Linked DNA regions of Mus musculus: all the other regions are linked to region 2. The links are chromatin loops, found by intact Hi-C in ENCODE. Cell type or tissue: heart. All regions are shown on one strand. Region 1 has its middle 6.8 kb from the start of Mirlet7d. Region 2 has its middle 14 kb from the start of Ptpdc1. Region 3 holds the start of Gm25232 (a small nucleolar RNA gene).

What was found. A loop is a pair of places that touch in the nucleus more often than their neighbours do. Peaks named below come from ENCODE experiments on the same cell type or tissue, not always from the same donor. Only the 100,000 strongest peaks of a DNase experiment are listed, where the experiment ranks them.
Region 1: it touches region 2 in a loop (9-fold over the local background); 41 of 42 quality-filtered maps call a loop at or near these places.
Region 3: a loop joins it to region 2, with 4 times the contacts of the local background. A loop is called at or near these places in 15 of 42 quality-filtered maps.

What each region holds. Positions count from the first base shown.
Region 1 is chr13:48,526,772-48,531,771 of GRCm38, forward strand. No RefSeq gene overlaps it. Among named protein-coding and RNA genes, the nearest start is that of Mirlet7d, 6.8 kb to the right of the region's middle. In heart, a CTCF peak has its summit at 1,928 (motif pointing right); DNase peaks (open chromatin) are centred at 1,920 and 4,150.
Region 2 is chr13:48,637,361-48,642,360 of GRCm38, forward strand. No RefSeq gene overlaps it. Among named protein-coding and RNA genes, the nearest start is that of Ptpdc1, 14 kb to the left of the region's middle. In heart, no CTCF peak of the experiment used is centred here; a DNase peak (open chromatin) is centred at 2,431.
Region 3 is chr13:48,569,358-48,574,357 of GRCm38, forward strand. It overlaps Gm25232 (a small nucleolar RNA gene), which reads right to left and starts at 3,027; the gene lies at 2,896-3,027. In heart, a CTCF peak has its summit at 3,015 (motif pointing left); DNase peaks (open chromatin) are centred at 2,174, 2,924 and 4,694; H3K27ac peaks cover 791 bases.

The DNA of each region.
Region 1 (5,000 bases), 110 kb before region 2:
AGGGGGGAAAGGAGGGGAAAAGGCAGGGAAGGAGGGAGAAAGGGTGAAGGAGGGGGGAAGGGGGGAAGGGGGGAAGGGGGAAGGAAGGAGAAAGGGGGGAAGGAAGGGGGAAAAGGAAGGGGGGAAAGAGAAGGGGGAAAGAGAAGGGGGAGAGAGAGAAGGGGGAGAGAAAGAAGGGGGAGAGAGAGAAGGGGGAGAGAGAGAAGGGGGATGAGAGAGAGAAGGGGGAGAGAGAGAAGGGGGAGAGAAAGAAGGGGAAGAGAGAGAAGGGGGAGAGGGAGAGAGAAGGGGGAGAGAGAGAGAAGGGGGAGAGAGAGAAGGGGGAAAGAAAGAGAAAAGGGGAAAGAGAGAGTGAAGGGGGAGAGGGAAGGGGGGAGAGAAGGGGAGAGAGAAAGGGGAAAGAGAAGAGGGAAAAAGAAGGGGGAAAAGGGGGGAAGGGGTAAGGGGAAAAGAGGAGGAAAGGGAGAAAAGAGGAGGAAAGGGAGAAAAAGAGGGGGAAAGGGCGAAAGGGGGGAAACAGGGGGAAAGGGGGGAAAAGGAAAGGGGGAAAGGGAAAAGGGGGAAGGGGGAGGGGGAAGGGGAAAGGAAAGGGAAAGGGGAGGGGAGAGGAGGGGAAGGGAAGGGAGAGGAGGGGAAGGGAGAAGAGGGGAGGGGAAGGGGAGGGGAGGGGAGGGGAGGGGAGGGGAGGGGAGGGGAGGGGAGGGAAGGGAAGTGGGGAGTAAGAGAGGGAGGGAGATAGGCACAGTGTAAGCAAAACAACTAATTAGTGTTTGCCAGAGATAGGAAGGGGAACGCTGAGAGTCACAGGGAATTTCTGAAAGTGATGGAAATGGTATGATTGTGGTGGTGGTTTCATAACTGTGTACATTTGGCAAAATTAATCAAACTGTACACTTACAAAATTTGTTGTATGCAGATTATATCTAAATAAAGCTGATTTTTTAAATTAAAAAAATTATTGATGCACCTATCCTTGGGCCCAACAAATCCATTTATGAAACTATTTTATGAGATGGAGAAAAAGATCAGTGGGTAAGAGCACTTGCTGCACAAATATGGGGACCTGAGTTCAAATCCACAGCATCTGGGTAAAATATCTGGATAGGGCTACACTTGCAGAGTATACCCTAGCAGAGACTGGGGGGCTTGCTGGCTAGCAACATAGTTCCGATTTCACTGAGAAACCAAGTTTTAAAGAAATAAGATGATCTGGACAGATGGCTCAGCAGTTGAGAGCACTGACTGCTCTTCCAAAGGTCCTGAGTTCAAATTCCAGCAACCACATGGTAGCTCACAACTATCTGTAATGAGATCTGATGCCCTCTTCTGGTGTGTGTCTGAAGACAGCTACAGTGTACTTAGATATAGTAATAAATAAATCTTTTTTAAAAAAAGAAAAGTAAGACAAAGAGTGATAGAATGGGACACTGAGCTTCTGTGGCCTCCATGAGCGAATTCACAGGCACATATACACACGTGTATGAGCGCGCACGCGCGCGCACGCACACATACACACACACACTACTATTGTACAAATAGATCTCCCCATGTAAAGACGACATTCCCTGGCTTCTCACAGCTCTGCTTGTGAGTCTTCACTAACAGGAAGCTCAGCAGTTAGGGATGGGCTGCAAGAGAGACTTGTCACATGGTGGTATTTATTAGCAAAAACAAAGAAATATTTTAGGTGATGAGCATGGGCTAGGTGAGGGTGTTTGTGGCCTCCCTGGAATGGGGTTCCCTGAGGGCATGCATATCTTTTGTCCTCTTAGCTAACGCCTCCTCATTCCTACAGCCTTCTCACTTGCAAGCTTCACAGCACTGCAGATACTTTTGTTCCTGAGGATTTGCACAAGAAGGAAGTTTCCCAGCGGGCTGAGGACCAGGCAGTTGCAGTGGCTCATGGATGCTATTTAACTAAATAACCACCAGATGGCAGCATGGCTCTGTTCTCTGAAAGTCCAATCTGCGACTACATCTGTCCAATGAGGAAGCCATTAGCCACATAAAGGGCCATTGAGCACTTGAAATGGGACTATTTCTAATTAAGGTTGTTTTCCACATAAAACGCACATGGTATTTTGAAAACCGAGTATTAAAAAGGAGCTTAATACGTCTAATTAGTGCTTAGTATTGATTATATGTGGAAATTAATGTTGTATATACGCAGTTAAAATTATTTTCACCTGCTTTCTTTGTACTCTTTACAAAAGTAAAAATGCAATTACCAGGAAATTTAATTTACACATGTGGCTCACATTATTATATTTCTAGTAGACAGTGTTTCACAAGACCTTTCATAAACCCTCACAGCAGTATCAGCATGGAGCCCAAAAGGCAATATTCCTTGTCTCTTTCAAAATGGCAGACTTGTGAATGTCATAGAACTCCTTCATGACCACAGCAGAGCCAGCCCAAAGGAGGAGGTCACACCAAGGCCCTCGAAAGCAACAGGAAGACTCTGGCTGTCTTGGCTATTCCTTCTTTCTGCTAGGTGCAAGAGGTGGCTCCTATGAGAAGCTGCCAGTGCCAGCTGCCATGGGCCTTCCCCTGTTTCTCTCACTGGTCCTCCAGTGTAATTACAGTGAGGATAGAGAACAGGATGAAGTGTCACACGCCTTTAATCCCAGCACTTGGGAGGCAAATGCAGTCAAATCTCTATGAGTTTGAAGCTAGCCCGGTCTACATAATGAGTTCAAGGACAACCAAAGCTACACCGTGAGACCCTGTCTTTGAAAATAAAAATAAAAAAGAAAGAAAGAAAAAAGTGAAAGAAGGAACCACCCATGAAGAGTAGGCTAGTACTAGAAGTCACATGACAACCTATGCATCTTGTTTCTTACTCTTTCTCTCACTGCCCTCCGCATTGAGATCTTACAGGAGTAAAAAAAAAAAAAAAGTTTCTCCAATTCCATAGGAGATTGGAACCAGTGGCCATATGCTCTATGTCTGATTGGCAAGAGGTTAGTGGTCCAGGGATAGGACATGAAGAACACTGAATGGACTAGCTCAAGGCCAGCTATGATCCAGATGAGCAAGCTCAAGGCTCCCAAAATAGATTTAAGAGCTACTAGGCAATACTGGTCCATGACAGATTGGCCAGATTTAAAGCATTTCAAGACTTCCTCTCCAGGAGAGCATGTGCTAAGTGTTGTTGCCCATTACCCTGACAAACTTTTCAACTTTCTGAGTATTTAACCCTAAAATATGTACATACATACATGTGTGTATGCATGTATAACATTTGTGTGTCTCATTTCTGTAAGACAAGATCTTACTATGTATGTCACCCAGACCAAGCTAGTCTCAAATTTAAAATTCTCCTGCCTCAGCCTCTCAAGAACTGGGATCATAGATGTATATTCATTTAGTTAGGTATTTTACATTAGATTGCACAGAAAAACAATGGACTCAACTCTTGCAGACAGGGGGCACAATGAATATATACATACATATATACTCTTTAGGGCTAAATATGTATGTTCTTGTATCTAATACTTCTATATAACATTGTATCTTAATACTTTGCTAATATGTACTCTTGTATCTTGTACTTCTACTTCAACTGAATTCTGAGCAAAATGGGCTTCTGAAAAAAGCACTCTGAAGTGGAAACTTAAGAGTTCTTTGGAAAGTCAGGTGGATGATGTTTTCCTGATGCAAGCACATGAAGGAACATGTCATTAATGTAGACACAGGTGTGACAGGCTAAGGCAGACTCCTGAAGGAAGTTTCCCTGAAGCAGACAAAGGAGAGAGGATATTCTGCTAAAGCAAGCACATGAAAGGGAAGAATTCTTTGCTAACTACACCCATGCATTGGTCCACCTTACATTGCATAGTTGAGCTGCATTTGTCAGGACTTCATTGAGAGAAACACACCAAAAAACTTCTGGTGGTGTGTTGCAGTTTCTTGCCACTTTCTGAAAGTGGGCTAATTGGCAGAGTGATGTCAGCTGAGACAACACAGGTGCTGAGGCAAAACCTGTGGAGGACACTCGATGTTTGGAGAGAGGATAAATAGGACTCCATGCAGCAGAGGCTGTGCTTGGCTTGCTTACAGAGCTAGCTGTGCAATGCTTGTGAGCCTAGTGTCTTCACTGATCATCACTTCCCTAAGAGAGGCACAGCCCAGAACTTCTCCTGGCTTCTCGCCATTGACTTGAGCCAAGGCTGAGGCCTAGCTGTCTCTGCTAGGTAGTGCCACAGCTGCTGAGTGTTTGCTATCCTGACTCTACCAAACTGGACTGCTGGTGTATCCATGAAGTGTTTGTGAGTGAACTGAGATGCTGCTGCTGCTACTAACCTGTAAACTAAACTGCCGATTTCCAGACAACACAGACAGAAGGTGCCCCAAAGAACCTTTCTAAACAGGTCCGCTTCCCTGCCCCCTCCTGTATCCTTTCTTTTCCACTACCTGGGGGGTGGGGGAGAGGGCTAAAAGGGAGGTTAAAGCATTTAAGAACCATCATTAAAAATAAGATTTTTGGGGCTAGAGAGATGGCTCAGTGGTTAAGAGCACTGACTGCTCTTCCAGAGGTCCTGAGTTCAATTCCCAGCAACCACATGGTGGCTCACAACCATCTGTAATGGGATCTGATGCCCTCTTCTGATGTGTGTCTGAAGACAGCTACAGTGTACCCATATAAATAAAAATAGAATTTGAAAACATTAAAGTTTCAGCACACTCCTTCCTAGAAGTGCCAGCTCTGAGGGCAACACAAACATGGGGACAACAGGAGTGGTATAAGCCCCATGTGTGATTTTTCAGATGTGTCACTGTGGGTAGGCTTTGAGTTTCAAAAGCTTACAGCATTCCCAGTTAACCGTATCTCATGGTGGTTGCCTCAAAGTGTCAGCTCTCAGCTAGGGCCCCAGCACCATGCCTGCCTGCTGCCATGATGGTCATGGACTCACCCTTTCTAAGTTGGTTCTTCTTGCTTGGTTACAGTGCTTTGTCACAACAGTAGAAAAGTAAATAAGGCCGACTACTTGTGTGTT
Region 2 (5,000 bases):
TATGCTCATGTTCACATCCTATATAATCCTTGGGACTATGAACTTGACAGAATTCACTACCATTTCTAGAGCAGTAATTGCAATATGTCAAAATTAATGTTAAGAAAGAGAATTTAGAGGTAAAGAGATGTTAAGGACACTGGCTACTCTTGCAGAGGACCTAGATTTGATTCCCAGCACCCATGAAGTGGCTCACAGCCACCTGTAACTACTGATCCAGGAGAACTGACACCCTTTTCTGATCTCCATGGGGACTGGGCATATAAGTGCCAAACAGACATACATGCAGGCAAAACATTCATGCAATAAAAATAAAGAGGTAATTTTTTAAAAAGAAGAAGAAAGAGAAAGAGATTAATCAGGATGAGCCTGGCCTAATCAAAGGAAACTTTCAAAGGTAGAGAGATCTCTGACTGGTAGTGGTTGCAAGGATCAGAAGTTCAAAGACCAAAGTGAGAATCTCTCACTGGATTTGCCTTGCAAATGAAGGGAGCCTTGAAAAGCTGAGAACAATACTTGGCTAAAGCCCAGCAAAAGGCCAGGACCTCTGTCCTGCAGCTGGAAGGAACTGAATTCTTACCATCCAGAATGAGTTTGGCCCTTCCCCAGAGCCTTCAGGTGGAAACTGTCTCGAACATTTGGTTCCCCTAAGCCAGACCTTGAGTGAAGAACTGTGAGATTGTAGACGATTGTTTTAAGCCTTCAAATTTGAAATAATTGATGCAGCAACAGATTGATACAGCAACAGAAAAGAGATTTCTGTTTGGGGGGGGGGTTGTTTTGGTTATTTTGTTTGTTTGTTTGTTTGTTGTTTTTGTTTTTCGAGACAGGGTTTCTCTGTGTAGCTAGCTGTCCTGGAACTCACTTTGTAGACCAGGCCGGCCTCCAACTCAGAAATCTGCCTGCCTCTGCCTCCCTAGTGCTGGGATTAAAGGCGTGCACTACCACCGCCCAGCTGAGATTTCTCTATCATTTCTTAGGCTCCTAAATGTACTGAGGCCCCTGCTCAAGTGCCTGTCTTCAGCGTGTGTAGGGTCAGTGCCCATATAGACAGTGATTGCAGAATGGTTTCTGAAGCCCAGAGGACACATAAAGGTTATAGCACTTGGGTTGATCAAGTCTATAGAACTCATATCTCCCCTCCTTTACTTGGTCTGTTGCATAGCCCTCAGAAGGGTGGTGTGGTTGGCCTTTGCTTTCTGGGGCTAGACTTACTTTTGTTACTGAAAAATCGATACTATGTCACTATGCACTTTCTGGGCTTCTTGACTGCTGTTACCAGTTGCCACAATGCAAGATTTTATCAGTCTCCCTGGAGGAGGGAGAACCAGTCATCCAGGAGCTGCTCACATTGGCTCAGCTGGTTAAGGTATTTGAGAAAGGATTTCTCTGTGTAGCCCTGGCTGTCCTGGAAGTTACTCTGTAGTCCAGGCTGGCCTTGAACTCAGAAATCTGCCTGTCTCAGCTTTTGAGTACTGGGATTAAAGATATGTGCCACCAGGCTTGGCATTAAGTTGATTTTTAGAAAAATTACTCTTAATTATATGTTACTGAGTTAGAGAACAACTTGTGGGTGTCAGTTCTCCATCTCCTCTACATGGGATCTGATGTTTGAACTCAGCTCTGGCTTGGGAGCAAGCACTCCTACCAGCTGAACCCACATGGTAGCTCACTACTGTCTGAAACTCTGAAACTCTAGTTCCAGGGGTATGGCTCTCCCTTCTGACCTCCAGAGTGTCAGGCATGCAAGTTGTGTACAGACACATGTAGGTAATACATCCATATACATAAAATAAAATTATTTTTCAATAAAAAAGAAATTTCTGAAGTACAAAATCACATGGTAGCACACACATTTGATCCCAGCATTTGGGAGGCAGATGCAAGTGAATCTTTGTGAGTTCGAGGCCAGCCTGGTGTACATAGTTCCAGAACAGCCAGAGTTACATAGAAAGTCTAACACACACATATAATATTAATATATAAATAATATTTTATATATTTTATAAAATACATTTATATGTTATATAATTCTATATAATATAGTCTACATAAATACATTATATATAATACGTTATATATAACATGTTTAATATATACACACACACATACATATGTATGTTATCTGAGGACTAAGTGTTCTGGTGGTGTGTGCTATGGGAGCAAACCTATTCCAAGGGGATAAGATTTTCTAAGGAAATGTATTTTAGGTGATGAGGTAAATAAATGTGAGCTAGAAAGGAGATGGAGGGAGGAAAAAGTGAGAAAGATCCCAGGCCAAAGGAGTAACAACATGAATGTAAAATAATTCTTAAGAACTTGAGAAGTTCAAGGCTGAGTTCCTAAAGGAAGAATGCTCTATCTAAACAAGAGTGGTAAGATTGGGCCAACTGGATTCTTGTCTGAGAATAGCACCACCTTGTGGCTCACAGCTGTCACTGCACATATTGCACCAACAGGTCTTAGACTCCATCTCTGCTATTTGGAGTATTCATCAAACAGCCTCCAACTTTTACTGAGTATCATTGATCATCTGCCTCTCTTTATGCACCCATTTTTGAATAGCATGGGTAAAAATGTGTACTTTACTTCTTTTTTTCTAACTAGATTAACTCAGTTAATAAGCTTATTTGGTTTCATTTAAAAGGAAACACATTTTCATATTTAACCTTGTAAATCTCCCAATTCTCTCTTTTATGAAATCATAGTTGCTTGTAGCATTATTAGCTCTTCTAAAGCGAGCCTGGTAAGTATGTACTTAAAAATATTCCTTGCGAGTCTAGAGAGATGGCTCAGTGCGTAAGTGCACTGGCTGCTCTTCCAGAGGACCTGGGTTCAATTCCCAGCACCCACATAGCTGCTCACAGCTCTGTGACTCCTGTTCCAAGGGACCCAACACTCTCACACAGACATACATGCCGTCAAATCACCAATGCACATAGAATAAAATAGTATTCCTCGCTTACCCTTTAATGAGCAAAAGCTGGTTTTGTTCAAGTCATCAACTCCCCATTCATATCTTTGAGAAGCTAGTAAAAATGCAAACTAGACTAAGGAGTTTAACTAACCTGATCATGTTCAACCTTCAAATCATAGAGAGATGATCCAAGAGATCATTACGAGAGACTAACATCCAAGGGAAAGGAAAGAGCCAACTTCTTTTCTATCCTTGATGTCAAATTATATGTCAACATATTTGTAGCTATAATAAAGAAGTAATCGGTGAAGATACGAGTGAGTACTTCTGGGCATAGACAGGAGCCCAAAGTGTCAAGACAAGACCCTGGACCCCTTGAACGTTCTCAATCCCCACACAGAGCAGTAAAGAATGTAAGTTATTATTTAAAGCCTGAAAATCTCTTGGCAGCTCAAGTTTTTATTCTTCATTCATATGTATGAGAGTGAAATTGCAGGTTTAAAGTTGCATTATCCTACAGGCTAACAGCGAGACTTTATTTCTGGTGAGGACCAGAACCAGAAAGAATGGGCCCATGAGACAAGATTTTAAGTTGAATGTGGGGGGCAATTCCCTAACAAGTGACATTGGACATAATACTGGAAACGTGTTCATCTGTGAAAAGTATTCTTGGGCTATAGTGTCCTTAGGAGTGATCTTTATCTTAGGAGTTTTAGAGCATGATTGAATGCAAAACGAAGGTTTAAATGACATATGGTAATCCTTAAACTATAATTTAGACTTTGCAATTTCTCATTTGGTTGGAAGAGTATGAAATTTAAAAAACCTATAGATACAGTTGGGCGTGGTGGCACACGCCTTTAATCCCAGCACTCAGGAGGCAGAGGCAGGTGGATTTCTGAGTTCGAGGCCAGCCTGGTCTACAAAGTGAGTTCCAGGACAGCCAGGGCTACACAGAGAAACCCTGTCTCGAAAAACCAAAACCGAAACAAAAACAAAAACCCTATAGATACAAAGTATCTTCTGATTTTTACAATTTTTAATTTTTAAAATGTGCATGTAAGCATATATGTGTGTGCACATTATGTGGAGGTCGGAGGTCAAGACTGGGTGTCTTCTTCAATCACTTTTCATCTTTTTGGTCTTTACTTTTGAGGCTGTCCCTCACTGACCCAGCAAGGCTGGCTAGCCAGGCAGCTCCAGGTTCTGCCCGGCTCCTCCTCCTCCTCCGCAGTGTTGAGATTACAGATTCTTCTGACACGTGTTCCGGGGATCTGGACTCGGGTCTTCATGCTTCGGTGGTAACTACTTTGCTGATTTAACCGTCTCCAACCCTTGGATGCAAAATATGTTTCATACTATCAATAAGTCGACGATCTCAGTATTAATAATAACAATAGCTTTATTTTTATCCATCTAAGATCTCCAGTGCTTTAGGAATCTCTAAGTCTGTGGGATACTTTTCTACTTATCCCAAAGGAACCTCCCAGGGCCGAGACTGTGACCTGGTGTAACATTCTAGCACTCAGTTCTTGACCTGCAGAGTGCTTCTCCTGAGTACATTCACCACCCGAGTCGCTCCCTCAGCCTCAGTGAGAAGCTGTGAGTCATCCCCCATCCTTTCCCCTCTGCCTCCTGGCCACCTGGCTTGCAGATTGGACCTCTTCAGAACCCTTGGATTAACATGGTCTTCCACACTTTCGTTACAGTAAAAAAACTGTTCCCCAGTTTTGTGCCAGACCCCCATGAGGTCACTGCACCAGCCTGCCTGAGCCCTCTGCCTAGCCTTGACTGCTTTGGTCTGTTTAACACACAAACTCTCTAAATATACTGCTGACCATGCCACTCCCTCTACAAATGTTTTAACTTTTCCCCCACACTTATCACAAGTCTAAACTCCTGAGGGTGGTCTCAAGGGGCTTCGTGATCTTGCTCCTGACTCCTCTTCCCATCTTCACCTCACCCAGTCTTTATACCTAGCTGTGTAAACTTTGGCCTCTGTCAGAGAAACCAAGGCCTCTCTGGCCTTTGCCTGGCTCCTCTTTTGTCTAGAATGTATCCCTTTCCTTTCTACGTTCTTATA
Region 3 (5,000 bases), 68 kb before region 2:
ACAGCCATAGAGCTCATGTATGAGGAAGAGGGGAAGGGGCCAGGAGAGAGAGGGACAGGGCCGTGGAGAAGACAGGCGTGAAGATTGTGGCTATGGAGACAGACACTGGAGCTAATCAGTATTTTAGCAACAAGCCAAACACTGCGGACGCTGGGTGCCAAGGAAGGTGAGAGACTTCTGAAGGGTCCGCAGCCCTTCTAACATGCCGCTCAGACTCACAAAGTGAGCAGATCTTTGAGAGGATGCATTCCTGGTAAGTCACGAGATTTGATGGTTTATAGCAGCCTCTCCAAAGCTCATACAACAGGTCGTTCACGGGTCCTGGGGTTCATGTCCTGGCATCTGGTCTTTTAGATGGTAGGATAAATGGCATTGCCTTTGCAATTTCAAGTTTGGATCCCGCCCTGATGTTTGTAAACGCAGTGAAAAGTCAGGTGTGGTGGCACCTTAGGATTCCTGGGGCTTAGGTAGTTCCAGGCCACCCTGGGCTTTGGAGGGAGATACTCTCTAAAAGTCAGAAGGAGCAAAAAAAAGAGGAAGTAAGAGAGATGGTGAGGAGGAAGAAGGAAGGTGGAAAGACAGCTGCTAAACTCATTTTTAAATTTCTGTTTGTGGGATGTAGATAATTTTCTCATACAACATATCTTTCTAAATTATTTATTTATTTTATTTATTTATCTACTGTTTTTCAAGACAGGGTTTCTCTGTGTAGCCCCATCTGTCCTGAAACTAGAGCTGTAGATCAGACTAGCCTAGAACTCAGAGATCTACTTGCCTCTGTCCCCCCACCCCATCCCAACTGTCCCGACCCCAAGTGCTGAGACTAAAGGTGTGTGCCACCATATTTTGATTACAGTTTCCCCTCCCTCTATTTTAAAAACAAAAAATGTGGGCTGGAGAGATGGCTCAGTGGTTAAGAGCACGGAGTCCTGAGTTCAAATCCCAGCAACCACATGGTGGCTCACAACCATCCATAATGAGATCTGATGCCCTCTGGGGTGTCTGAAGACAGCTACAGTGTACTTACATATAATAAGTAAATAAATCTTTAAAACAAACAAAAAAAAACAAAAATTGTAGTACCTCCTTTGGCATCACCAGATCTCCCATGGGCATTGGCATCACTATTCCATGATGGTTTGTTCATGTCAGGAGGAAAGCCAGGTCCACACAAGTTCTTCTCATAGGAATCCGTAGATTCCTCTCTAACTTTCTCTCGTGTCTTGTTTATGGAAGGAAATGGGTCCTTAATCCTGTAGTTTCCCATTGAGTGGATATCTATACACTGTCTTCAGTACAATTTTCTGTCCCCTGATAAACTTACAGTTAAAGGTGACTCAGGTATAGGACCTACAGGAATTCATAATGTCTTCTGTGCATATGTTTGCGTTTGAATTTGTGCACTGGTTTTGCATGTGTGTGTGCGTGCATACATGTATGGAAGAGCTTGAGTTTATATTAGGTCACTCTGCCCTACTTGTTGAGGCAGGGGCTCCTGGTGAACCCAGAACTTTCTGTTTTTGCTAGCCACACTAACCAGTTTTCTCTGGGGACCTCCTGTCTCTATTCCCTGAAAAGCTGGAATTACAGGTCACACACACACACACACACACACACACACACACACACACACACACCCTAACAATATAATCACTTCTGGCACGAGTTGCTTTCAACAAATCTGGTGGCTATCTCTCTGACTTTGTTTTCCTTGTACATTTTGGCCTTTTAGTTCTGGTTATCTAATTTTTACCCCTTTCCCTTTAAAATCCAGTATTTTAAAACAAATTAAAAAAATCTTTTTCTTGATTCTTTGTGACCTTCACATCATGCACCCTACCTATCTCTCCTGAAGTCCCCCGAATCCACCCACCCCTGTACCTGCTGCAGTAGGTGGGAGACAGGGCTAGCTCTCCTGCTCTCATGACCTTAGGCTAGCTCTCCTGCCTGGAGCACGTGGAGGGGAAAAGGGGGAGAAGGGAAGAGAGTATTTCTCCCTAGTCCACACCACTACAGGGAGACTAGTGGTAGGACCAGCTCTCCCACACCTTTATCCTCCGAGCCTGCTCACCCACAACTTCCGAAATGCTCTGCTCTCCCAAGTACTGCAGCTGGCTAGGGGCTGAGTCATCTTTCAGAATCTCTTGCCTCTAGGCCCAGCTGTCCCCTGAAGCCCAGGTGATGGGTGGGGTCAGTTCTTCACAACTCTCAGACAGCAACTACTTCCTAGTGGCAGCCCAGACCACGGACGCCTGCTTGTCCTTTGGTGGTAACAGATCCATACTGCTGCAGGGTCATGGATCCAGACTTGGACCTCAGGGTCAGCATAGGCCAGGACCCCACCATGGTCCCAAATGACATTGCCAGCTACTCATGTCAGTTGTTCATTACCTTTGAGTATCCAGCTCAGCCTCTCTTCATTGTGTCCACATCCTTCGGTTTCTCTTTCTCTTCCATATCGCCACCTCTTACTTGCTCCTCTTAGTAGCCCCTGAGGTCTCCGAGTGTCTAGGTTTGTTTCAGGAGTGATCTCAGGAGTGTTATGACCTGCTCATTCATTATGGCGCCAGGCAGGAGTCATCTCAAACATGGTCTGCCCCTTCCAGATCTCGGTGTGCCAGACTGGTGGCTATCTCAGGCTCATTCTGATGGACATGTCAGGCCAGCTCTTCCTGCCCACCCAAGTGGCCATCTGTCTTGGGCTCATTCCTCCTGAGGGACCCTTGGTCTCAAATGGGGGTTCTTCTAGTCTCTGGCTTGCTTCCTGCCCTGTGAGTCTTTCCAGGCCTGCCTGGCACTAAAGTGGTGATTGTCTCAGGCTAGCTCCTTGTCTGGGCTCCCTGGTGCCAGACTGGTAATGGTCTCAGGCTCACTTTTTTTTTGGGGGGGGGGGGGATTGTTAGACTACTAATTATTCAGATGTCCATAGATCAGAACATTGAGCATAGACATAACCTTTCTCCTCTCTGCCACCTACTGGCACACATGTGACACAGCCGCCATATCTGCAATGCCTCTAGGGGCAGTAGTAACTTTTCTAGAATATTCCTCATTGTTAGTCAAATAGGTGGAGTGATTAAAAAATGTATATATAGTTTTAAGTTGTATTTCATCAGATAAGAATTTTTTAAAAGTTATCTTGCCTTGTGTGTGTGTGTGTGTGTGTAGGCATGTGCATGCCATGATACACATGTAGGTCAGAGGACCACCTTTTGTGTTCTTGCCTTCCACTGTGGGTTCTAAGGATGGAACTCAGGTTGCTTGGCTTGTTTGTGTAGCCGGTGCTTTTACACAGAGAACTATCTCATTGATCTTTAAGTTCATTTTTTCATGTCTTCCTTTTATCTGAGCAGTTCATTTATGAAATTTGCAAATATTAAATTTTGCTGGGTTCTTATAGCATTCTCACATTATCTATGTTTATTAATTGAAAAAAATACATTCTCGCTACCTACAGAGTTATTCTGTACACCAAACCACTAATTTTTTGATTCTTTTAATAAGTTTATATGGGATGAGAGTATGGATCTCTACTGCTACTTGTCTATTTTAATTGATTTTTTAACTTTTTATTCATGTGTATGGGATGTTTTGCCTGTATGTTTGTCCTTTTAGCACATTCATGCCTAGAACCCACAGAGTCTACGAGAGCATTGGATCCCTAGGAACTATGAAGTGTGGATGGTTGTGAGGTACCATGTGACCGCTAGGGACCCAACCTGGGTCTTCTGCAAGAGCAACGAGTGCTCTTAACAGCTGAGCCACCCTGTTCCTCCCTTCTCACCAACTGAATCGACCTCCAGTATCACCTCCTCTGTAGAAGGCTTTTCTTGGGTTGGTTTTGAAGATTTATAGAGATCCTCTACTGTTATGCACTCCTGAGACTTCATTGTGTGTGTGTGTGTACACATGTATGCACACAGGCACACGTGCACGTGTGTGCATACATGACATGTGATGCTCTGAGGACAATCTCTGGTGTTCTTCTTCAGTCACTGTCCACCTTTTGTCTGAGACAGTCTCTTCTTGGCTTGGAAGTTGCTGATTAGGGCTAACCTGGCTGGCCACTGAGACCCGGGGATCCACCCATCCCTCCCTCCCCAGCCCTGGAATTGAGAGCAGACACCACCATGCTCTGCCTTTTGACATGGGTTCAGGAGAAAGAGTTCAGGCCCTTGTACCTGCATAGCAGGCACTAACTAAGCTATCTCCCAAGCCCCATTCTGAGGACTTTACATTCCTCTCTCTGTAAGGCTCAAACTGTTTCCGGAAGCCTAAGCTAGCATGTGAACTTTGCATTCTCATGAATATACTGGGGGACTCTCCAGCTGCAGTGTGGCATGTGACACTCTTCACAGATCGCACGAAGAGGCAGCTAGCCGTGAGAATCCAGCTGTCTTTTCTTAAATAAGAGACTTGGAAAAATTTTTAAGTCATGCTGTTGTCAGCGTTCCATGGCTGGGAGAAAAATATCTGACAGGATTATTTTAAAGAAAGATTTATGGGACAAAAGGTCCACGGTTCAAAGGCTTCTTCTATCTCTGGGGACTTAGCCTCACTAGCTGGGTCTGTCACAGCACAGTCCCGCAGTGGGAGGAGGGGAGGAAGAGGATCCGTTCACCTTGTATACAGGATGCAGAGACGGAGGAAGCAGAGGGAGTCTACAGTCCCGATTATCTCTTCCAAAGACACGGCCCCAGTTACCTAACTTCTTCCATCAAGCTGCACTGCCAGCCCCCAACAGTGCTGTGTCTGGGGAGGAGGTCTTCTACACATGGGCTGCAGCCATGACCAGTGAGGGTGAGCAGCAGTGGCTAAGGTCGAGCCTGAGCAGCAGCCGGGGAGGCCTGCAGGCATCCAGGTCCTTTCTATACTAGTCTGCCGCCCCAAGCTTTCGCAACAGCTTGGAAGATCTCGGCACTGCCTCTTAGACGCTCGCCCTGGGTTCTGATGAATAGCATCGGGCTTCCCTCTGGACACATTGAGCTTATCAAGGGTGC